Regions from separate parts of the Homo sapiens genome. Here region 2 is linked to region 1. A link is a loop called in an ENCODE intact Hi-C map of the cell type or tissue named here. Cell type or tissue: IMR-90. All regions are shown on one strand.

The links. Hi-C counts contacts between places; a loop is a spot of excess contacts. Peaks named below come from ENCODE experiments on the same cell type or tissue, not always from the same donor. Only the 100,000 strongest peaks of a DNase experiment are listed, where the experiment ranks them.
Region 2: a loop joins it to region 1, with 2.6 times the contacts of the local background. A loop is called at or near these places in 5 of 110 quality-filtered maps.

Annotation. Positions count from the first base shown.
Region 1 is chr15:68,534,579-68,542,578 of GRCh38, forward strand. It overlaps a transcript of CORO2B not described here. Among named protein-coding and RNA genes, the nearest start is that of CORO2B, 40 kb to the right of the region's middle. In IMR-90, a CTCF peak has its summit at 4,674 (motif pointing left); DNase peaks (open chromatin) are centred at 1,963 and 2,303; H3K27ac peaks cover 1,466 bases.
Region 2 is chr15:68,438,230-68,446,229 of GRCh38, forward strand. No RefSeq gene overlaps it. Among named protein-coding and RNA genes, the nearest start is that of ITGA11, 10 kb to the left of the region's middle. In IMR-90, no CTCF peak of the experiment used is centred here; no DNase peak of the experiment used is centred here; H3K27ac peaks cover 1,441 bases; H3K27me3 peaks cover 632 bases.

The sequences.
Region 1 (8,000 bases):
TACTGCCAATTAAAGACTGCTAACTTACCCTTTGAAAACACGCTGAAGGGTACAGCTGCTTAGCCAATGCATTCATTCTTCCTACATGTTCCAACACAATGGGTTATGTTACATGAGAATGCACTGGAAGCTTCATCCTGACTAGCTGTACTAGTCCATTTTCATGCTGCTGATAAAGACATACCCAAGACTGGGTAATTTATAAAGAAAAAGAGGTTTAAAGGACTCACAGTTCCATGTGGCTGGGGAGGCCTCACAATCGTGGCGGAAGGCGAAAGACACATCTTATGTGGCAGCAGACAAAAGAGAGAATGAGAACCATGCAAAAGGGGTTTCCCTTTATAAAAGCATTAGATCTTGTGAGACTTATTCACTACCATGAGAACAGTATGGGGGAAACTGTCCCCATGATTCAGTTATCTCCCACTGGGTCCCTCCCACAGCATGTGAGAGTTATGGGAGCTACAATTCAAGATGAGATTTGGGTGGGGACACAGCCACACCATATCACCACCTTATTTAGATGTATGCCTCTCTGAGTCTCCTAGGCACCTCACCTTTTGCCCACCCCGAGGAAGGATCATTTCTTCAGATGGTTCCTTTGATCATGTTTCTGTTGGAATTTAGCAGTTTTGATCCCAAAGGTAGAGGCCTAATAAAAGAAACCCTTATCCTATGTTCTGCCTCAACGCTGGAGGCATCTCTCTGTAGCCCTGGAATCAACAACCAAGGTTATAATTTGGAATCTGCTACTTCATAGTTGTATGACCTTAGTCAATTTACCTAATCTTTCTGAGGCTGGATTTTTTAATCTATAAAATGAGAATATTGATGATAACTAATTACAAAGATAAGTCAACCACAGAGTTGCTGGGGTGGTTAAATGAGATGAAGTATGTCAGGAACTTAGTATGAGGCACATGGTAGACATTGAATAAATGTTGTTCTAATTATTATTATTATTATTAAGCTTTCATACAGTGTTGATACCACTCTGCTCCTCCTGTCTCTCGTAGGACATTTCTAGAATCTGTTGGGGTTCCTGAGAGAGAGAGAGCACCTGCCACTGGCATTGAAAAAGGTAATATTTTGTGAATCTTAATTTGGGAGGACACAGTCAACTTCAATCGCTAGCTCATTTGGGAGACTTAGGAACCAGAGACCAGGAATGTCATCTACAAGCAGTATGTAGGATTCAAGAACTCAGGTTATTTAAGAACATCGTTTGATTCTGGAAACTTGGTTTGTAAGAATTGTATGGATTTATGGAATGTTAGCCTCTAGGAATGCTGTGTGTTTCTAGATACAATGGTTGAAAGAACTTCAGGTGATTCTGGAACATTGACCTTTAAAAATGATATATGATTTGTAATTTTGGCTTTTAATAATGTTATGTCATTTATAACCTTGTGTGCTTCTGGAAACTTGATTTATAATAAACTTATATGGTTCTGAAAACTTAGTTTATTAAAACATTATGTGATTCTGAAAATTTGGCTTGAAATAGAAAATATGTTTGATTCCAGGATCATAGCTGTCAGAATAGCACTATAATCACACTGTATGGCGTCAGAAACTTGCTTTACAAGAATATTGTGTGAGTCTGGAAGCCTAGTCTACAAGAAGTTCAGTTTAATTTTGGAATCTTGATCTCCATGTACGTTGGCTGGTAGGAATCTTGCATGAGTTTGGAACTTGTTCTTTAGAAATCTCATATATTTCTGGATGCTTGATCACAAGAATTTCATGTGACTTGCAAAGGTTGGTTTATTAGGTTTTGTGATTTTGAATCTTGGCTTGTAGGAATCTTATGTGACTTTGGAATCTTGGCCTAAAAAACTGCTATTTAATTCTAGAACCTTAGCCAATGAGAATCTTAAGTGATTCAGAATCCCTGGTCTATAATAGCACAGCATTTCAGAACGTTGGCCTGTAAGAATATGATGCAACTCTGTAACACTGGCCTGTAATAACGTGATGTGGTTTCAGAATCTTAGCCTTTGCAAAGTGTGATTGTGATACTTTGGTATGTCAAAGACCACTGATAGTGTTTTAATATTTGTTTTTTCTTCCTTGGTCATAGACCACTGATTTTTAGCTGTGACATGGCCAGCTAAAAACTAAATTTCTGAATAAAAACTGAAATAAAAAGTCAATTTCTCATTCTGTCTTGCAGCTAAGTTTGTCCTTGTGACTAAGGTCTGGCCAATGACATGGAAACAGAAGTGGCAGAGACACTTTCTGGAAAATATTTGTAAATGGAGGGGCTATGCCCTTCATCAGCCCTTCCTCCTTCCTATTGGCTGGAATGTTGGCCTGCTTCCTGCAGCCACCTGGAGCCAGGAAGTGATGCTGGCAGGGAAACCACGAATGGTGGTGTATCGAGATTGAAGGAGCTCCTGCCACTGTGGAGCACCACCCCAAACCTACCTGATGTGAGGCAGAATTAAATTGCCTCACTGAAGCACTTTTATTTTGGATTTTGTGTCACTCACACACAAGCCTAATCTAGTGTTTTAATCCAAAGAACAATAGGTGATTCTGAAAAGTTGGTTTCTGTCATCCTGGCACCTTGGCCTGTAAATCTTAGGTGATTCAGACACCTTGGTATGCTGGATTACCTGTTGTCAATTTAGCATCACTGCCACCCTCTTGAAGAGGAGAAGCCAAGAACTACATTTCCCAGAGTTCCCTTCAGGGTGGTTCTGGATTAGAGTTGGCTGTGAGGACACTCACATGAGATCTGGAGGGTGAAAGAGGAGAGGCCATTATTCTCCAGAGACTACTAGGCAATAGCATGGGCACTCTGGCTGCTATGACTTAGGGCAGAGGTTAGCAAACTACAGCCCATGGCTGTAGTAGGTCAGACTAGCCCACTGCTTGTTTTTGTAAATAAAGTTTTGGGACCTTTTTGCTAATTTTTTTTAAGTTCTATGGTACATGTGCAGGGTGTGCAGGTTTGTTACGTAGGTAAATGTGTGCTATGGTGATTTGCTGCACCTGTCAACCCGTCACCTAGGTATTAAGCCCAGCATGCGTCAGCCATGTTTCCCAATGCTCTCCCTCCCCACCGCCTCCCCCACAGGCCCCAGTGTGTGTTGTTCCCCTCCCTGTGCCCACGTGTTCACATTGTTCAGCTCCCGCTTATAAGTAAGAACATGCAGTGTTTAAATAAATTTTCTTGGAACACGGCCTTGTTTACATATTGTCTATGGCTGCCTTTAAGCCACAACAGCAGACTTGAGTAGTTGCTACAGGGATCCTCTGTGGCAAAACCTAAAATATTTACTATCTGGTCTTGTACAGAAAAAGTTTGCCAACTCCTGCTATAGAATACATGGTTGGAGCTTAGTAAGTTCCATTTAATAAGTATGTGTTGAGCATCAGCTCTCTGGTGTGTGGCGGGGAGCCTTGTTCATAGAGTAGGTATCATCTAGGTGGAACAATTAAGTATATCCAAGTAGCAAAGTCACACATTTACTTACGTTACCTTTAACTATTCAGAGAAATATATAATTTTGTTTTTTTCTCTAGTAATTGATCGGATCTCCTTCAAATCACTATCCATTGGGTAACAGAAGCAAGAAACCCTACAATTTAATTGATCCCAATAATTTTTTCCCTTTCTCCTTTTTTTCTCTGCCTCCCCTGAGATTCCTGGTGTGTGTGGAGGAAGAGGGGAATAGCCACAGCTTTCCAGGAGGCCCACCTGCCCCTCAGTAACTTTTAATTGCATAAAATAATGTATATTTTCAAAGCTATGCTTGGCTTCATTCGGTAAAAATACACAGGATGTGGCAGTACAGGAGAGTTGGGGCTTTAGACTGACACAGTATGTGCCCTCTGGAACCTCTGGCCTCAGCTGCGGAGGGGCTGGTCCTGGGTGTACCCTGGGCTGGTGACTGTGAGGAGGTCCTGGGCGTTGCCCTGGCATCCACTACTGGAGTCTGCGGTGGCTTCAGCATATGAATTGCTCTCCTTTTTTCTCTGCATGGTCAGAGCTCACATTGTCCCAGCTGATTTGGCCCCATTTTGGTCCTTTCTCTTCATTATTTTGATTTAAGTCCAGTCTTCAAGTTCACTTTAAATGAAAAAGCTTTTACCTAGAGAGAAGAAACTCACAAGTTTATTAATATAACAAAAAAAACCCAGCTTTACTGTCATCTCCCAACCTCCCCAGACCTACTGGGAGAGAAGAGGATCCCTGGACCTATTAGGACTTCTCACATTCTAAAGAGGTGTCATTCCAGTAGCCTGTAGGTTCTCATGGATCTGGGTCTCACTTTATTTGATCAGGGAAGGAGATATGGCCAGGGAATCTTCATTTCTAAGAGGTCAGTTGGCTAAAGTCCTGAGGTGTTGATGGTTTGAAAAACCGTTAATCCTTTTACATTTTTATACCACAGAACAGTAATCACACTTTTACATCTCAGTTTTTGTGTCAAAATTCAAATGTTTGCATTATAATTGAAGTGTATTAAGCTATTTAATGCCCACAGGCTTCTAGAGGCATAGGAGACAGTCCAGTAACCAAAGATAAAGGCTAGCCACAAGACAGCAGAGCTGGGCTCTAGAGAAGCCACAAGCTGCAGGAGCCTGCTGAGAGAACAGTGAGGGAAAATCCCTTCCTTCTGCTATGTCTCTGTAGCGCCCTCTACTGACAACGCTTACCACTGTGCCAGCTGGCAAAAGAAAACTATTTAATGGGCCCATCTCCATTTTTGCAGAGCTGGTAGTGAAGGATAAATTTGGAACTGAGAGTCAGTAAATTGATAACTGGAACATATGAGATATGTCTATCAATAATTATCATGGCAGGTGCAGTGGCTCACACCTGTAATCCCAGCACTTTGGGAGGCCAAGGCAGGCAGATCACTTTAGCTCAGGAGCTCCAGACAAGCCCGGGCAACATGGCAAAACCCCATCTCCACTAAAAATAAAAAAAAATTAGCCGGTCGTGGCAGCGTGTGCCTGTAGTCCCAGCTACTCAGGGGGCTGAGGTGGGAAGATCGCTTGAGCCTGGGAGGCTGAGGCTGCAGTGAGCCAAGATTGAGTCTGCCAGGGTGACAGAGCAAGACCATGTCTCAAATAAATAATAGTAATAATAATATTTATCATAATAGAAAAACAGAACATTTTGAAATACTTATTAATGCATTTTTAAATAACAGCAATAAACATATTATGTATTCACATATTTTAATCAAAGTATTTGTATTGTCCCAAACAAACAAAAGTAATAGAATGAGTGACATTGTTTGGAAATCTCTTTGCTGTTTGGTTAATAGAAGATAGCTGGATTCTCCTTCCTGCTTTTGCAGTCAATCTATCGTGGTATGTTGTTTTGGTTAAAGTATATAAAGAAAATCTGGCTTTACGCAAGCGTGCAGTTGAAAAAGGGAGGAGTATTTTAACAGTTTTTGAAGATAATTGTAGATATTCTCCCTTAACCATGCACCAAAACTCAACTAGTAGGAATTTCTTAAAGATTAGTTGCAATGTGGAATTTGAAATCACATCAGTATGTTTTCATACTCTGTAACATTAAAATCCATTTGTCAACCTTGCACTTTAAATGGATTTTTGCCTGTGCATGATTTTGAAACATCATACTTTGATCACCTGGAAAATATTAGTTCACTGAATTATGTAGATCTTCCAAATATTGACACATTTAATCATACAATATTTAAAAAACAACATTACTTAACATCACGACCCATCACAATGTATTGGGAAGCTGTCAATCCCACAGTAGCAGATGCAAGTTTTCCAAAATTCTAATTTGCACTTGAAATTTTGAATTTTATAATTGGCAGCAATGATTGTCAATTATTTTCCTTGAAGTGGTGGGCTCCTTTCATTTATTTTCAAGATAATGTCTGCCAAATACACAAGTCTGATTAACTTTACCTTATCTGTTTTTCAAGCAAAACCAGTGTTCAATGAAAAATGTGCAGTTTAGCTCACAACTCAGTCTCACCAGTCCCTTTCATTTAAACAATCACCATGCTTTTGTATGCAGCAGAGCTGCTGTATACATTTTCCCATTTTGTCACACTGAGTTAGAATATTAAAATGGCAAGTACTTAAGGGTCAATATTTAATAACATGAATAATTTTAACTGCCTCATCAAGAACATTCTTAAGTAAAGTTGGCTTTTTTTTTAAACTGCAAGTGCATGGTGGTTAAAACACACACACAAACACACACACAGAGAGTCAGTGACTGTCAGTATAGTCTGCCCTAATTCACGCTAAAAGCACCAGCAGTTTTAGCCACCTTTGCTTCTGTACCATCAGTACACATTTTAATACAGTAAAAAAAGAGGATTATTATGAAAATAGTCGTGACTTTTCAGATCCTCTGCAAGGGCACAGTGACTCACACCTGTAATCCCAACACTTTGGGAGGCTGAGATGGGCAAATAGTTTGAGCTCAGCAGTTCGAGACCAGCCTGGGAAATATTGTAAAACCCCATCTCTACATAAAATATTAAAAAGTTAGCCAGGTGTTGTGGTAGTGTGTGCCTATAGTCACAGCTACTCGGGAGGATGAGGTGGGAGGGTGGCTTGAGCCTGAAAGGTGGAGGCTGCAGTGAGTCAAAATGGTGCCACTGCACTCCAGCCTGGGTGACAGAGCCAGACCCTGTCTCAAATAAAAAAAGGAAGAAAATCATTGATCTATTTAACATCTTATAACTAAGGACCATAATGTGATTTCAGGGTCATCATGTTCATTTGAGTAAGAGTCCTATTGGCACCAAGTAGTACTATTTTATTTTTAAGGACTAGCATCAGAAGGATATAGTACATAAATGAGTTCATACTCAGTGACATCAAAAATGCTATATGAACAAAGGCTTTAGAGTAGTTTGGATGGAGGAAAAGGTGATGGGGGAGTTGGATCATCATACAACACAAGGTGATAATAAGCTGAACTCGAAGGAATCTATATCACTGCAGTCAATACCATAATCACAGTGCCAGTGGTGAGTTAGTTTCAGCAAAACAACATCTAGAGCTAATCATCCCCAGCTACTAAAACAAGATCCTCCTGAGTGCTTTGTCCAGTGCCCTATGAATTATGAGTTTTTTCAGTCTGGCTGGAGAGCAGGTACTATTACTGGCCCCGCATGAGCTTCTGGTGCTGTTCCTTCTAACCCTTTCGGGTGATTCTTTCGCTGGCTCATGGGGCTTCCTCACACGCAGGTGCTGATCAAACTCTGCTAAATGCCTGAGGGAGACCCTTGGTGGCTCTTTGGAGTTCTCCGTCTGTGTGGCTCTCTTCTCTCCAGTCCTGTGCCCTGCGAACTCTGACAGCCTGGGCCTCCTTACATTCAGTTCCTTCCACCCTCTCAACCCAGGGAGTCTGTGGGACCCGCCTGTGTTCCTTCTCCCTGCACCGTGGCCTGGAAACTCTCTCAAGGCAGCAAGCTGGGACGGTCACAGGGACTGTCTCATTTGTTTGTTGCGTCTTAGGGATGACTTCATTGCCTGAGGTCTGGTGTCTTGAAAATCAGTGTTTCATATTTTTAGTTGTTTCAGGTGGGCTAGTAAATCCAGTCTCTTACTACTTCTTGGCTGGAAGCAAAAGACCCCAAAGGATCCAAATTTGATCCTATCATAAGCACTCATGTATTAGGCTGACCCATCCTTAATCAATTTCTGAACTCATCTCGTTTGCAGTACTTTGCCAAATGCAGCCAACAGCAAGCAAAACACACTACTCAATTTCTGTCTTCAAACTTCTTTCCCTACATTTCAAGTAATTACAGGTGAGAGTTTCACCAAATGTTTCTCCACTGCATGGATAGCTATCTCTCCAGCTTCCAACATCAGTTCCTTATTGCTGCCACTGAATCTCTAAGAGAATACTGCATCTTTTCATTGTTTTTTGCTTTAACAGCACTTCACTTCTAAGTACAAATTTCTGTGTTAGTCAGGATAGGCTAGGTTAAGCTGTGCTAACAACAACCACCCTTAAAATCAATAAGAGC
Region 2 (8,000 bases), 96 kb before region 1:
GTTAGAGTGACAAACCAGATGTGTTATTGCCTCTCCACAAAGCTCCTAATCTAGGAGAGGAGACAAACATGAACGGTAATAATCAAAACAACACCTCCCATTTATTGATCACTTATGGAGCTGGATGCTTTCCTCACATTTCCTTTAATCTTCATGACAGCCCTACAAAGTGGTGCAATTATACCTGCCTTTTACAGAGGAAGAACTTGAGGATCAGAGAGGTAAGGTTTCAGAACTTGTAAAAGGAAGACCCAGGATTTGAACCTGGTCTTGCCTGATTCCAGATCCCAAGCTCCTAACCACTTGGTTTCGTTGCTTTTTGGCACTGGATGGTAAATGGGACTGTGAGAAGGGCTAAAATAGAAGTGTGAACAGAGAGCCAGAGAAGCACATAGGAGGGCCAGAGAAGGAGGTCACCTCAGAGTGGGCCTTGGTAATAGGAGTTTTTCAGAGGTGACGTGAACATTCTAAGTAGAGGAAATGCAAGCCTACCAGAGTCTGTGCAAAAGAGTCAGCATTTGAGCTGTTTCCAGGGAGTGAGGAATAGTCAGAGGTGGCAGAAGTGTGAGAACAGCGTAAACCCAAGTCTCAGGTTCCCGCCCCTTTAAGGGTAAGCTCCCTCTGGTGTATTTGGAGAAAGGGAGTTTGCCTCATGATTCCTAACTCCTGACTTCCTTGGAAGCCACTTCTTTGGTCTAAGTCTGGTCAACTATTAAGTCTCTCCATTGGCAGAGGAGGCAATGTGCACATTTGCCCCCTCTCTTTCAGTGGGCTTTCAGTGGGCATGATGGGAACACACACACACACACACACACACACACACACACACACACACGCATGCATGCATGCATGCATACATACACATGCAGCAATAATAAACAATATTCTTCAGATCCAACACAATCAAATCCATGTTAAAGAAGAGAAACATTTCCTTAAGTAAACCTCAAAGGTACAGATGACCCCGTATATTTTGAAGATACCATTTTCCATTATTTTTCAGAGCAGTGTTGGTTCTTTCTACCACTTTCAGATGTTGCCTAAAGGTTATGAGCCATTGCAGCCAGCATTGTCTCAAATGCCAGGGACAGATCCCCTGGAGGACACTCTCTGGCTATAAATAAGGTTCTGATAAAGTTTTACATTTTAATCTTTTTCTTTGGGGATGATCAAATTTTTTGCGGGGTTGGGGGGAAGGAGTGATAAAAAGACAAGAGTTGAAAAATAATTTGGAGTCACATTGTGGGGGATTTTTAATGTCATAATGAGGAGTATGGCTTTCATTTGATAGGTAATGAGAAGCCTTTGGAGATTTTTGCAGGAGGTGGGGGAGACTAGGGTAGGACTGCGTCCACGCCAGTCAGAAGGACAGAAGCCTGTGGCCTTTCTACCAGTTGAAGAAGTTTCTGTGAAGGAGGTGTCATTGCCTCATGGATCATTTTTCAGATGCCTCCTCACACTCCCTGAAGGCATCTTGTGCTTTCATAGGCATCACTTGAGCTCCCATAAAGATGACGTCTTTCCCCACCTTGGGCTCCACAGGTGCTATGTCCTCTGCTCACCCAAGCGCCCTGCATCACCCCGCAGCCCTGCTGCTCATAGGATCAAACCTGTGCCCTGCCTGCCCTTCAAGGCCCTATTTAATGGGGGCTTACTCCTGCCTTCCTTATTTTCTTTCCTAACTCTCTCCAAAACAAACCACACACTCCTCTCTGGGTAGTACCCAGCATCCCCTGAATATGAATAACAGGACCTATAACCATGACTGATGAAGTCCTGACCGTGGACCAGGCACTGTGCTGCATGCTCTACCTGACTTCATTCAATCCCTCAGCATACCGTGGGTCTTTTTATTCCCACTGAATGGATGGCATTGAGTCTCTGTCAACACTCCAATATATTCCCTTGGCATTCACCATTCCTGTGAAAGCCAGATCTTATGGCCTCCAACTATAAGCCCAAGGGTGTTCTCCAGCCCCTGGACCACCTCTCAGCAGACTGGGCATGGTGAGGCATTAATGGGAGCAGTCCTCAACCAGTGACCGATGGGAGCTGGTGGACAGGTACCCCAGCTCCCTCCCCTCCAAGGGACCACTCTGAGGTGTGTTCTCCAACAATCTCCAAAGAGTGCCCAGTGGGATTGCACCCCAGTCACCCAGAGTGGTAACCTGCTCACTGCTGCACCCTTAGCTTCCTTCCTTGTCTTATTTCTTCATTGCCTTGACAGTGCTCTCTGGGATCACTTCCTCCAAAAAACAACTTACACTTAAGCCCTTATATCAGAGTCTACTTCCAAGAAAGCCCAACCTATGGCAAACGGTTTAGAGAAGTGAAGCAACTTGCCCCAATTTTTGTAGCGAGAAAGTGGCAGTGTCAGGATTTGAACCCCAGAGTTGAGGGAGCAACACTGATAGTGCCTCCAAACCATGCTAATTATATTGCCTCCAGACTTGCCTACATCTGTCCAAGCAACTGGGATGTCTGGGAATGCCAGAAACTCTGCTGTTTGAGTTTCTGGCTCTGGGTACACCCCTTGAAAAAGAATATCCTCTTTGGGAAGTCGATTAACCTATTAAACTAATATCAACCACTCACCTGTAGTGTGAACTTATTTATCACATCCTTTTCTTCCCCAAGTTCCCTGAACAGAGGAGGAGTTTTAATAGGGAAGAGAAAAGATATGATTTTTTAGTGAGTGTGGGTCAGGAGCACCAGCTCTCGTGCAGCTCAAGGGTCCAGGAGGAGAAAGTAGACCTTCAGAAAGGCAGCTGAGGGAATGATAAAAATTAGCGTGTTATGTTTCTCCATTTAGCTGAGAGCTGGTCCTAGCCTTCTGGGCTGGTGACCTCAGTCTGGAAGGGTGTGCAGGAATTTCTGAATATCACAAGTTGCATAACTGATCTTGGAATTTGAAGAGCAGAAGATAGGGGAACACAACCCAAGACAAACCATAAAAAAGTTCCTAACAGTATGAGCACTAATGAAACCCACTAGCTAATCTCCACCTCCAGCCAGCCTTGTTAGTCAGCCTCAGTAGCCCAGTTGCCAGAAGATAAAAAAGATGCAGCCATCCTCTACTTCCCCTTCATCACAGGATTGAAGGGCTGGCCTTGTTCCTGGGATCAAATGCCGCCTAGGCTGGGGCAGCCACCAGTGGGTGCCGGCTTAGAGACTGCTCATCTACACTTACTTCTGCAAAGAGGACAAACTTCTTGCTCTTCCAGGGAAGGTTCTCCCAGACTACCCCAGCTGCTCCTGCTCATCCCCAAGCATGTCCCAGAAATAAACATATCCCAGGAAATTTGCAGCTGGGGGCAGAGGCCAAGTGGTGGTGTGGAGGAGGGGTGGAGGTATGATGTGTGTGGGTGTTTTAGTTAATGTTTGGGTAACAAATGCTTCTGTGAGCATTTTTTCTCTGCTGAGCGTTAGTGAGAAAAATGTGGGTGCAAGTGTTGGGCTTAAGGCCTCTTGGGAGTGTTCCCCTCAGAGAAGGCCAAAAATCAAGCATCATTTGGAGGATTATTGCAAGGGAAATGGAGCTAGCATTTTCCCTGGTCTTTGCAGAGCCTCAAAACAGGCTCTGCAAATGGCTGATGGCCTCTGAAGTTGCTCCTGGGGCTGCTGGCTAGGAAGTTTAGTAGTTAAACATAGGCTCTGTGGTCAGAGAGACCTGGATTAGAATCCCAGCCTGGCCCCTCAATAGCTGGGTGACTTGCCACTTACAACAATTTACTGCCTATAAAATAAAAATGATAAAACAGCAAACTCTTACAGAGTGCCAGATGCACTTCTAAGCACTTGACATACATTAACTCATCCAATAATCACAGCTCTATGAAGTTGGTGTTATTGTTATTCTCATTTTACGGATGAAGAAACCGAGGCACGAAAGGAACCTTATCTTGCTCAAGGACACTCAGCTGGTAACATGGTGGGGCCTGGAGATGGTGTCAAGCAATCTGGTTGCAGTGCCCTTGACCGCTCTGCATCTTGGGCCACTGTGAGGAAGAGATGAAACACAGCCTTGGAAGGGCTTGGCACAGTGCCTGCCACATGACAAGCTCTCAATAAATGTTAGCTGTTATTATTAACAACACATGAAACAGCATGCAACAGACTAGTTGAACTCTCTGCATCATTTTGAGATTCTTAACAATGACTGACATTTGTTTAGCTCTGTATATAATTCAAGGGGCTTTCCCAATTATGTCTCCCGTAACCCTCCCTGAAGCCCTGTGAAGGCAGTGGGCAGTTTACAATGGGCTTGAGAAGGTCAGTAACTTGCATAGGGTCCCACACCAGCTCTCCGGTCATTCCATCCTTCATTAAGTGTATTGATATCCCAGAAGCAGAATCACACAACGTGTGGGATGAAAAAAATCCCAAAGCATCATCAATATGTGACCCTTTAATGTGTTTAACTCAGATTCTATTGACACAAACATTTTGATACTCAGCTGTATAAACTGTGATGCAACAACAATTTATCAGTTATTTATATTCTAACTTTTTGCAATAGGGATCTGAAGGGATGACAACAAAAGTGGATACCACAAACATAAAATCACCTGAAAATCAAATAAAATAGGAGATCAAAAGTAAAGCAACAGAACTAACATTTTTACAGCATTTTCCAGTTTATAAACACGTGATCTCATTTCAACCTCATGACAACCCACTGCTAGACATTAATGTGCCACAAATTTGGGCTTAGAAGAGCTACTGTCATAGAGAATATAGGACTACGGCCAAACCTCCTGCCCTGATGGAGTTTTGCCTGTGTGCTTTTGCCAGTTACTAAGAGAGTAGTGTTAATGTCAGTAACACTCCAGAGCTAGAATGCTTGGTTTCAAATCTCAGCCCTGATACTTTACCAATTCTGTGACTTTGGGCAAGTTACTTAAGCTTTCCGTGCTTCAGAATTCTCACCTAGTAAGTGAGGGTGCCTACTGCATGCCACAGTTGTGAGGGTTGAATGAGCTAGCACATGTGAAGTGTGTGGAAAAGTGCTTGGCCCATAGTTAACAAAGTGCTATTTTCTTATAACAAAATAAGCAAAATTATCTCCCTCAAATATTGTAGAATTGTGTCTCTCCTTGTAGTTCTGTTGATTTTTGCTTTATAGATGCTTAGGCTAAGTAGTTAGATGTGTACAGATTTTGAATTATCATATCTTCTTAGTGATTGAACCTTATATTATTACAAGGGTCTTTATTTTTAATAATGCTTTTTGCCTTACAGTCTATTTTGTCTGATATGAACACGTTTTCACTGCCTTTTTTCAGTTAGTGTTTGCATGGACTCTCTGTCATTTCCCACTCTTTTCCTTTCAACCTTTCTATATCTGTGTTTTAGACCTATCTCATGTAAGCAGCATGTAACTGTTTTTAAATTTAAACTCTTCAACTTTTTTTAAAATTGGAGCACTTAGTTTATTTACATTTAATTTTAATGCCTCTATACTCACCTTGAAATCTACTATCATAGGATTTTTTATTTGTCCTGCTTGATTTATACTCCTTTTTCTTTGTTTCTTTCTTTTGGATAGATCATTTGTAATTATTCTATTTCCTCTCTGCTATGTTGGAAGTAATCAACTCATTTGCTATTCTTTAATGTTTCCTTGAGACTCCAGCATGTATGTTTGCTTGATAAAGCACTAATATTAATTTTATTATAATTTTTGTCCTCCTCTCAGACAATGCAGGGGCCTTGGAACATTTACCCCACAGTTGCTACCCTCCTGATTCAAAAACAATTATTTTTGTTTATTCTCTCTGTATTTTAAACCCCAGGAGATATTTTTTTTTGCAGCCAGTCAAAATTTAGATTTATCTACATATTTACCATTTTTCTGGCTTTTCTTTCATCTTCAACTTTCCATATGGGTTCATTTTTCTCCTGCCAGAAGAATATTATTTAGTGTTTCCTTTAGGACTAGAGTTTCTGATGTCAAATTCTCTCCGTTCTTGTTTGTATGAAAATGCCATTATTTCATTTTTATTTTTGAAGGATATTTTCTCTGGGCACAAAATTCTAGACTGGCATTGTTTTTTCTTTTAGCACATTGAAACTATCATTTCATTGTCTTCCAATTCTTGTTTTGGTTGAAAAGTCCATTTTCAGTTTAATCCTTGCTCCTTTGAATGTAAAATGTCTTTTTTTTCTCTATAGCTGCCTTTAAGATTTTTCTTTTTAATTTTGGTTTAGAGAAACTTTGCTATGTTGTGGGTTTATTTTTACTTATTCTCCTGAGATTAATTTGGCTTCTTTTATCTGTGGATTTAAGCCTTTCATCAGTTTAGGACAATTCTCAGTCATTATCTCTTCAAACATTGTGTCCATCTCATTTTCTCTCTCCTCTACCACTGGGACTCCAACTAAACACTTGTCAGAATTTCTAACCAAATCTTATTGTATCTCATCTTCTCCTTGCATTTTTCAATTTGTTCTTCCTATTGTTCATTCTGGATATATTCTTCTTCTCTATCTTTCAACTTATTAAGTCTTCCTCAGCTGAGTCAAAATCCATTCTTTAAGCTCTTAATTTTGATTATTTAATTTTTTAGTTTAAAATTTTCCATCTGGTTCTTTACAAATTCTCTGGTAAAATTTTAAATCTTGTCTTTTATCTACTCAAACACAGTAAAAATTATTATTTTAAAGTCTGGGTCTGAGAAACTGGAGTCCTTATGATTTATTTATATTGTATGTTGTTTCCTCTGATGTATATATATATATATATATATGTATATATATACACACACACACATACATGTATATATATGTATATATATACATACATATACATATATACATACATATATACACACATACATGTACATATATAATGTACATATATACGTGTGTGTGTGTGTGTGTGTGTGTGTATATATATATATATATATATAGTCTTGTTCCTCATGTGATTCATTATCTTTGTGCACAGGTCATTGTACTTGAAAATTGTTTGTAAAAAATAAATTGAGAACTTGAATTTTATCTTCCAAAGATAATAATTTGCTTCTGCTAGGTTCTTGACACCACTCAGATCACCTTAATCCTGTTAATAATGTTACAGAAGTTGAGACTTTTTTGGGTACCCAGGCATTTAAAGGCTGGGTTACAGTCTATGTGAGGACTGGTGTACTGACAGATCCCTCTCACTCTTAGGGCAAAGCCCTTTAGGGTTTTAAGGTGTTAAGGATTTACTGTGATCCCCACTTTGGCAGACCCTGAACTACAACTTTTTCTCCTACCCACAAATACCGTCAAAAATGTTTCCCAGTCTCAGCCACATCTTCCAGATTTGCAAATGCCTCCAGGGCAAAAGCAGCCCCAAATGCCAGGCTTACGTCTTTGAGTTTCCTTTCTCTTTCAGATCTCAGTCCAGTAATTCTTTTTACTACCTTAATAGTTTTCTCATTCTTTCAAGCTGAGTTTTGGAAAATATTTTGTCCAGTTTTTTAAGTTCCCTTTACAGGAAGAATTTACCTAGATTACTCAAGCTTCCAAACTTGGAAGTGAAAATCAAAATATGACAATGTCATTTCCTAATGATGGCCTTTGATAATATCTCATAAAACTCAGCAAGAATCTTCTGGTGAATCTTCTAGAATTTCCAATTCAAAACCACCTACTGCTGGCATAGTGATTTTATTCGGTCTTATCTAATAACAACTTGAGGACTAGGAGATTTGTTCATTCATTTATTCATCACATATTTGTTGGGTGTGTGCTATGTCCCAGGCACAGATCTAGGGAGCACAGACACCCTCCCTCTCTCAAAAAGTTTAATGTCTAGACAGAGAGAAGGACAAATTAAAAGAAAAAAAAAGCTACAACTGAAATGACATGAGAGATTGACAGGAAAATTGACAACTATCGATTGCAATAGGAAGAGGGTAAGAGTGCCAAATACAGGAAGGATTACATCAATTGTGATGCTTTGTCTTCAAGCTCCAGAAAACTGAACCCAAATGGGCTTAAATAATGAGTGA